3 separate regions of the Homo sapiens genome follow, and all the other regions are linked to region 1. The links are chromatin contacts, found by Hi-C or POLR2A ChIA-PET in ENCODE. All regions are on one chromosome and are shown on one strand. The core of a region is the stretch at or near the end of the contact, and the rest is flanking DNA. Distances in the headings are between cores, read along the strand shown. Region 1 holds the start of C20orf203 (chromosome 20 open reading frame 203). Region 2 overlaps NOL4L (nucleolar protein 4 like). Region 3 overlaps NOL4L (nucleolar protein 4 like).

Region 1 (2,669 bases), core at 119-2,618:
GGTTTGCCCAGGAACTCAGAAGGAGTATTCCCTAGGCGGGTGGGTAGCGTGTGGAAGGACACCTGAGGCAGACAGAAGACACAGAGACCCAAGGGAGAAGGAAGAACGGCTGGGTTTAGAGACGTGGACGTAAGTGAAAGGGCAGAGCCAAGGATGCAGCAGGACAGGAGGGAGGGGGTTAATAACACACTTGAAGCCCACGGTCCAGGTTTGATTTCATTTAACTTAGTTTACTCTGGACCCCTGAGTCTCTCTCAAATTTGAATGGCCTTTTTTTCCTTTTGAAGGGGGATTCTTTAGGAGGAAGGGCAGAGAGGGCACCAAGCAAGTAGATACTGTCTCTAATAAAAGTTTTGGTCATGGCCAGGCGCAGTGGCTCACTCCTGTAATCCCAGAACTGGGAGGCCCGAGGCAGGAGGATTGCTTGAGCCCAGGAGTTCAAGACCAGCCTAGGCAAAATGGCAAGATCCCTATCTCTACAAAAAAAAAAATAATAATACAAAAATTAGCTAGGCATGGTGATGTGCACCTAGTCCCAGCTACCTAGGAAGCTGAGGTGGGAGGATTGCTTGAGTCTGGGAGGTCGACGCTGCAGTGAGCTGTGATTGCACCACTGCACTCCAGCCGTGGTGACAGAGTGAGACTCTGTCTAAAAAAAAAAAAAGGAAGTTTCGAGGGTGAGATGAAGTAAAAGACTGGAATGTTCTTGAGACATTGGGCTAGAGATTGTCATTTGTTTTTGCTACTTAAATCCAGGTGCTCTGGGCTAACCTGATTGGGCCCCTGATGCAAAAGCGCCTCCTGGTGGGTGGTTCTGAAAACACTGAATACTTTCCTCCCCCTGCCACCCAGTAACAATATTAATAATACAAATACAGCATTTTTTTTTCCCTGCAGAACAAAATTCCTAGAAGCTGAAGGGCTGAGTTGCTGAACATGAGCATTTTACTTTTAGGCAGATTACATCAAAGTCTCTTTCCAAAAAGTTGGCACCAATTGGCACCCCATTTTTGGTGCATTTAAATATTAAACACCAAGATGAGACTGGATGGATCCCTCTCCTGAAATGTCCTGTCCATAAATGAAAGAGCTGGGGCCAAGCTCACGGTGGCTCACGCCTGTAATCCCAGCACTTTGGGAGGCCAGGGTGGGAGGATTGCTTGAGCTCAGGAGTTCAAGACTAGCCTGGGAAATATAGGGAGACCCCTGTCTCTTAAACAAACTTAAAAAAAATGGCTGGATTAAACGACAACAACAGTTTCAGGGACCCAGTCTTTTCTGAACAGTGTCTCCCCCGCTCAGCTCTCACAGATCATTGAGGTGGGCGGGGTTAGACCCATTGACAGTTGGACCTGCAGGGCCAGGTCACATAGCCAGTGGGTCTGAGCTGACTTTTCTTCCCAAGCCTGTGTGATCCCCAAAACCCTTGGCTGCCCCCACTCTGCCCCCCGCCTCCCAGCCCTTCCAGCTGCAGCCTTTTCACTCATTCCACCACCACTCAGCTCTGAGTGGCTACGCTGGCGGGCTCTCTGCTTTGCGTCGGAGACATCACAGTGAGCAAAGGCAGATATGTTTTATGTGCCCTTGAAGAATCTCCCAGACAAACGTGTCATTGCAGTCGGAGCCAAATGGCCGGGGCAGGTGGCACAGATGAATGCCGGGCAGAGGAGCCTGCAGGTGGGTGGAATGCAGCCTGTCTGTGCTGAAAGTGTGGGGTGACCCTGGGGTTTTAAGCAGGGGATGGTGACCAAAAAAGCCAGCAGAAAGACCAGTGTGTGGTTTTGAAGCTGCTGCCCTAGACTCCCTGTGCCTCATGTGTCCCTTGGAGCTCCACCTGGGTCTCTGTGCCCACGGGGCTGCGGTGAGGCTCCCCGAATGTGGGGACCGTGTGGCCGTTGAGCCCATCTCCGGCAGCTATGGCTGAGGCGCCAGCCACTTCCGCCCTGTGCTCTCTCTGTGGTTGGCTACGGGGGCTGAGACACCTCCGGCCAGTCTTGAGGGGAGCAGGAGGAGGCTGCTGGACTGTCCCCCATGGCAGCCACAGGGCCTCTTCACTCCCTCCTGCCTCTGTGGCTCCAGGGGCCCAGCTCAGCCTCTTCCTGCCGTTTGTACCAGCCCTGGGGCTCCTCAGGAGGGCGGGCTTGTCGCTTGTTCCCCCAACCCTGCAACCCCTCCACTTCCTCTCCTCACCCGCCCCAGGGTGTGAGGTGGGACACAGAGAGATGCCCAGCCCTTACTACCAAGGAGTCTTGGGTCTTGAGGGGGCTTCTTTTATGGCCACTCATTTCAGCCCCTAGATCCTGCCAGTCCCATATTCTTCACTCCCTGAGGCCTTCTGGCTCTCAAAGCCCGAGTCTAGTGCCTTCCTACCAGCCATCTTCACCAGGCCCCTCTCCTATGCTGGGTCTGTTTAGATGCAGGGGCACAGGGAGTAGGAAAAGGTCTCTGCTGCCGGAGCCCACAGCCCTGTGGGAAGACAGCAGGGCCAGGTGGCAGTCAGGGAGAGAAGCACTTTTCTGGAACTGTGTGAAATGCTGTGAGCTTGGGGGAGGCAGGGGAGGGAGTGGGGAGGGTAGAGGAGGAAGAGTCCCAGAACAAAAAGGCCTGGTGTGGTGAGAAATTCAGGAGGGAATAAAAGGGAACAAGAGCAAGAAATAGAGACAGGCACA
Region 2 (2,669 bases), core at 121-2,620, 230 kb after region 1:
AAAAGAGCTGTTTCTAGCCACACTCCAAGCACCTGAGACTTTGGGCACAAGGACACTTTTTTTTTTTTTTTTTTTTTTTTTTGGAATCTCACCACACGGGTGCTCTGACCTGCTTGGAAGAGGCCAACGGGGCAGCTCTGGAAGGGTTGGGGGCTCCCCTGACAAGGCGCTGGGGCTGCAGCTCTGTTTAGAATCACCTTCGTGGACCCTGATGTTAGAATCCCACCCCCAGATAATTACCTTTCAAGTCTTAGGTGAGCAGAATTGCATATTTATTGAGAAAAGCAAAGTGGACCCTTTCTTCCTCTCCCCTTAGTAATTTATTTTTCTGAAAATGGATTCTTTTGTGTTTGTACAGATTGCTAGTCTGTGTCTGTCTGATCAGAAGGATGTATCCCCATACCTAACATTCCATATCACTACACTGATGTGGGCTGGGGCCAGTAGGGGCAGGACAGGTGCCAGGCTGGCTGTTCCTCTGCATGCCTGGTGCACCCTGTGGCCGCTAGCCCTTGGCCAGGCCATCCTGTTGCAGATCCCAGTGCTGCCACAGGGACACCACCAGGCACCTCCCTAGGCAACGCCAAGCAGGAGGACCTCACCCACACCCATGGCAAAGCAAAACAAAAGAGGCACCCCGACCCCATTCTACAGAAGCCCCAGTCCATGGTCACCTGTATTCTACCTCACACTCCAGCGTGGGCTTTTTCCAGGATGTGCCCTGAGCCTGTTCTGAACAGCTGTAACCCCAACTCCCCCACACAATGTGTCTGCCTGGGAGGTAAGTAAGTCCAGACTGGGTGTCCAGGAGCTGGAACCCAGAGAGCGTCCTGTCCCTAACCAGCCACTGCAGCCCTCCAGCTCTGGCCCTCAGCTGCTTGACAGGACGGACTGCTGGGAGATGGCAGCCGGTTGGCAGGGCCCTTGCCCTCACACCCCGCTGCCCAGGAGCCAGGTCTGAACTTCTGTGCACAGGCCTGGCCCCTCAGACTCACTCCTGCCAAGAGGGGCCACTTCTTCAGGGTGAGCCCCGGCTATCAGGCAGCCGTGAGCTCCAGGGCGGGCTGCAGCTCCCATCCCCTTGCGCCATGTTTGGAGTAAAGGGATCAGTGGAAGTGGAGGAGCCACTTGGGTTCTCCTAAGACCAGCCCTTCCGGAGGGGCCGGTCCTGGAAGAAACCCATAATCCCTGGAGTGTGAAAAAGGGCAAAAAGAAAAAGCTGGCCTGGTTTCCTTCCTCCCTGATTGATTGATTGATAGGCACTTCCTCTTGCTCAGTGCAATACCTACCAGTGCTGCTAAACCAGGGACTCGCCCAGACCTCAGCAGGCCCCCAGGGCCTCTCCGTGCAACACTCCGTAGCCATGACAGCAGCTCTCTGCTGCCCGCCCCTGCCCAGAGCTGGCAGAAGCCCTCTGTTGCCTTTCCTCCCTCAGAGCAGAGAGGCCCCAGGGGAGCCAGGGCCGAGTGGATCCTAGGATGGCCACGGAGAGCCACTCGCTCCCAGAACAGGCACCCCTTCCCAAACCAGCTTTTCTGCAGCCAATTGCCTGTTGCAGCTGTGGCCACTGCCTCCCGGCACTGTGGCAGACTCCCCCCAAGGAGGGATGGGGGGGGCACCAGTGAGGATGCCCCATCCTGCCTCAGGTCCAGAACTCTGAAAGGTAGGGTGCCCACCCCGTGCTTACTTCCGGCCCCTAGAGGTTGGGGGTGGTCGTTATCTCTCAAGTGGCCTCCAATACCCCATCCAGCCACACCACCTCTGCCTTCCATCTGACCAATCCCCAGGCCTCTGGTCAGGGCCAGGACACCTGAGACTCACCCTTAGCACAGCACAACCTCCAGTGCCCAAGGCCTCTCCCACACCCCAGCCATCCACACATCTGGCCCCACCTGCTCAGTACTACTCAACATTTGAATTCGTGTAAATATTTATTTTTGTGTGTGAACAATACTACAAAGTAATCAGTAAGATCTTTTGCAAAAATGTTACCCCAGGCAATTATTTGTGAAAATCTTAATGTTAAAACCTGGCAGAGACAATCGCCACCCTAGAATTCCTGGTATCAGTTACTTAACGTGTCACTTCTCCTCCCAGAGGCAGTACCCAAGCTAGACATGAACCGTTTGCATTTCTTGGCAGACAGGAGTGAGAAAGACTGGGGAAGGGGCTCCCTCCCCCTACCCACACAAGGATTAGATCTAAAGATCAGCATAAGCTACAGTTTGAAGTCATGTTTTTCTGAGTTCAAGCTGTTGGAACTGACCACCCTCCAGCCTGCCTTAGTACTGCGGCAAGAGCGTAGGTTCAATGTGTTTTCAAGAGAAAGGAAAGAATATGTTGTTAAAGTCCATTGGGCCTCCCAGGCCCCTCCAGGACAATGGATTTCATCATGTCGACCCCACCTCTTGGGTGGGCTCCTCCTTTCCAGTGAAACTACACCTGAAGCCCTAGAGATGGCAGAATCAGGAGCAAGTTTCTGCATGGAAACAGGATTCCATTTAGCTGGCTCAGTCAGGGAACTTGTTTTGCTTTTGTTTTAAAAGATGCAGCTTCAACCCCTTCCCCCTACTCCCGACTTGGAGGGCACCAAAGAGCTGGTTCTGATGAACTAAGCTCACTGCTGTCTCACCCTCACCAGAGGGACTGCCTTCTCCCAAAAGGAGCTC
Region 3 (2,669 bases), core at 72-2,571, 200 kb after region 1:
GATTTTAACAAAGGCAGATGAAGGCTGAGTGGCAGAGCAAATCCCATGGCGGAGACCACTGGGCCCAAGAGTGAGTTGTGCGGGTGCCAGCTCTCACTCCCCGGGAGCTTGCCTCTGAGCTTCTACCGGGGTGAGTGTCTGCTCTCACTCCCCGGGAGCTTGCCTCTGAGCCTCTACCGGGATGAGTGTCTGCTCTCACTCCCCAGGAGCATGCCTCTGAGCCTCTACCGGGGTGAGTGTCCACTCTCACTCCCCGGGAGCATGCCTCTGAGCCTCTACCGGGGTGAGTGTCTGCTTGTCCTGAAACTGAGCCCAAGAGTGAGTTGTGCGGGTGCCACAGCTTTCACTCCCCGGGAGCTTGCCTCTGAGGTTCTACCGGGGTGAGTGTCTGCTTGTCCTGAAACACAGTTAGGCTTCTGCCCCCAACCCTGCCACTGGCTGCGAGTCTTGGTCTCCCAGACCTCTTTACACCAGTTCCCCACACTCTGAAGTCCTGGGATGCTCCCAGGTCCCTGCGATCACAGCCACTGGTGCTTGGCAGGGAGCACCACTCACAGTGCCCTCATCTCATGGGGAGGAAACTTAGGATCAGGGAGAGACTTGGGGCAACTCAGCCAGAGTTGGGGAGGTGCCAGTGCTTCTCCTCTCTCCCCTTTGGCAGGGGCAGGGGCCATGTGTGAGGGTCCCCAGAAGATGGGCAGGGCAGCTAGGGAACCAAAGAAGGCCCTCTCCACACACTTGGGGCGCTCCCTCCTTGGGGCCCAGGGCCATGCGGGCCAGCTCCTGCCACAGTTTCCTGCCCAGGCACGGGCCAGGTCCCCTAAAGACCCTCGGCCAAGCCCCGGCTGAGGCGTGGGCTTTCTTTTGGGTCTGAACAGGGCTCTGTGCACATCATAGGGTGTGGAGGGAGGATGCCTGAGAGACTTTGTCCAGAGGCACTGTGGTCTGGCGTTGCCTTGGGGCTGAACAGCACATCCGTCTGTACTTACGCCGCCACCTGTGGGATGATCTGTTTGATGCAGTCTCCTCCCCAAGTACCATAAGCACCCTGAGAGCCAGGCCTCCAGCACCCAGCACAGGGCCTGGCACCACGCAGGTGCTGGGGTGCTGTTTGTTGAATGAATGAGTGGATGAAAATGAACGAAGGCATGCACGGAGGCAGGTGAGCCAGTGCGCCTCCTGCAGGCCGGGGCTGGCCCAGGTTCCTGACCCGGCAGGCGGGGCCACTCCTTCCGTTTCCCCTGGATGTGCTTCAGCAGGCCTCTCACTCTGCCCCTTCCTGAGCGGAAAATGTGAGGCCCGTCTGGCCTCCAGAAGGGATGCGTGGGGGCAGGGAGCGGACATTACTCACCTCCTGGGCAGACAGGAAGCCAGCGCCAGGGGAGAGCAGGGGTCTGCTCGCTGGGCCTGCATCCGCCTTCTGCAGGGTGGGCAGTCGGGGGATTGCTGAGCAAGAGTCGTGTGGAGCCCTGGCTGGGGCAGGTCAGGGCCTGGTGTGTGCGCCTCTCAGATGAGGCCGCTCCTCCAACCTGGGCCTCGGGACACACGGGCTCCCGCACTGTGCAGGCCTGAGTCTGGACAAAGGCACTGAGGGCCCTTTGGCTCTTCCAGGTTCTTGGCCACTTTAGTCACACCAGCGTTGGCCTTGTGACACACAGGGGTGATGAGCCCTGTCCCCACCTCCCTGGAGGAGTCTGGGGTTTGGTTGAAGCCAAACAGGCACCAGTGTGGGACCCCTGCAGGCTGTCAGCTTGCTGAGGGCAGGAGCCACATCTTTGTAGAAATGTCCCTTATTTCTCCCCTTATTTCAGAAGTATTACAATTATTGTAGAAAAATAAAGGAGAAGGCCAGGTGCGGTGGCTCACGCCTGTAAGCCCAGCATTTTGGGAGGCTGAGGCGGGTGGATCACCTGAGGTCAGGAGTTTGAGACCAGCCTGACCAACATAGAAAAACCCTGTCTCTACTAAAAATACAAAATTAGCTGGGTGTGGTGGCACATGCCTGTAATCCCAGCTACTCCGGAGGCTGAGGCAGGAGAATTGCTTGAACCCGGGAGGCGGAGGTTACAGTAAGCCGAGACCACACCATTTGCACTCCAGCCTGAGTAACAAGAGCAAAACTCCATCTAAAAAAAAGAAAAAAAAGAAAAAAAAATAGAAAAATAAAGGAGGAAAAAAGAAAATGAAAAATAATGATGTCTGGGGCCCTATTTTTCTCAGACTTTTCTATGTATCTAAGTAACCAGAGCCTCATTTTCTTTTCAATGAGGCAGTATTGGCGCCTTTTTTCTCACATAGTCATTGGCCTCCCTGACACTGATGTGGGCCAGCCACAGTTCAAAGCTTGTCTAGTCAGTCCAGTGACTGGGGTCCCATTCCTGAGCCCGCTGTGTGCCCAGCCTGACCCTGCTGTGTGCCCAGCCTGACCCTGTGAGCCCAGAGCTATACATGTCGCTGTTCCACAGGGCAGGAAACATCGTCTCCGAGGGGAAGTAACTTGCCCAGACCACAGGGACTGGGTCTCTCCAGAGCCAGCGTTTTGGCCACTCCTGTGGAAGGACACTCAAGTCCCTGTTTTTCTTTCTTTCTTTCTTTCTTTTTTTTTTTTTTTTTTTTGAGATGGAGTCCCGCTCTGTTGCCCAGGCTGGAGTGCAAAATGGTGTAATCTC

What was found. A loop is a pair of places that touch in the nucleus more often than their neighbours do. ChIA-PET counts read pairs that join two places held with the same protein, here RNA polymerase II (POLR2A). Pooled maps may share reads with other maps.
Region 2: POLR2A ChIA-PET joins it to region 1 with 11 read pairs in activated CD4-positive, alpha-beta T cell. The contact joins the enhancer-like site here to the promoter of C20orf203 in region 1. POLR2A ChIA-PET finds 5 or more read pairs at or near these places in 3 of 52 experiments (GM12878, activated CD4-positive, alpha-beta T cell and activated T-cell).
Region 3: a loop to region 1 is called in a pooled map, with 2.4 times the contacts of the local background. The contact joins the enhancer-like site here to the promoter of C20orf203 in region 1. A Hi-C loop is called at or near these places in 2 of 50 pooled maps. POLR2A ChIA-PET finds 5 or more read pairs at or near these places in 5 of 52 experiments (A549, CD8-positive, alpha-beta memory T cell, HepG2 and 2 more).

Annotation. Positions count from the first base shown.
Region 1 is chr20:32,672,640-32,675,308 of GRCh38, reverse strand. It overlaps C20orf203 (chromosome 20 open reading frame 203), which reads left to right and starts at 1,368. Exons shown (of 6, transcript NM_182584.4): 1 at 1,368-1,677. RefSeq lists enhancers at 601-670, 2,621-2,669.
Region 2 is chr20:32,444,817-32,447,485 of GRCh38, reverse strand. It overlaps NOL4L (nucleolar protein 4 like), which reads left to right. Exons shown (of 11, transcript NM_001256798.2): 11 at 1-2,669. Among named protein-coding and RNA genes, the nearest start is that of ASXL1, 88 kb to the right of the region's middle. RefSeq lists an enhancer at 1,403-2,064. Within about 2 kb of position 1,370, at least 8 of the 41 ENCODE cell types and tissues checked have a DNase peak (open chromatin) inside an H3K27ac peak, as active enhancers do.
Region 3 is chr20:32,468,848-32,471,516 of GRCh38, reverse strand. All of the region lies in intron 5 of NOL4L (nucleolar protein 4 like), which reads left to right. Among named protein-coding and RNA genes, the nearest start is that of NOL4L-AS1, 91 kb to the left of the region's middle. RefSeq lists a silencer at 906-955 and an enhancer at 1,276-1,325. Within about 2 kb of position 1,321, at least 14 of the 41 ENCODE cell types and tissues checked have a DNase peak (open chromatin) inside an H3K27ac peak, as active enhancers do.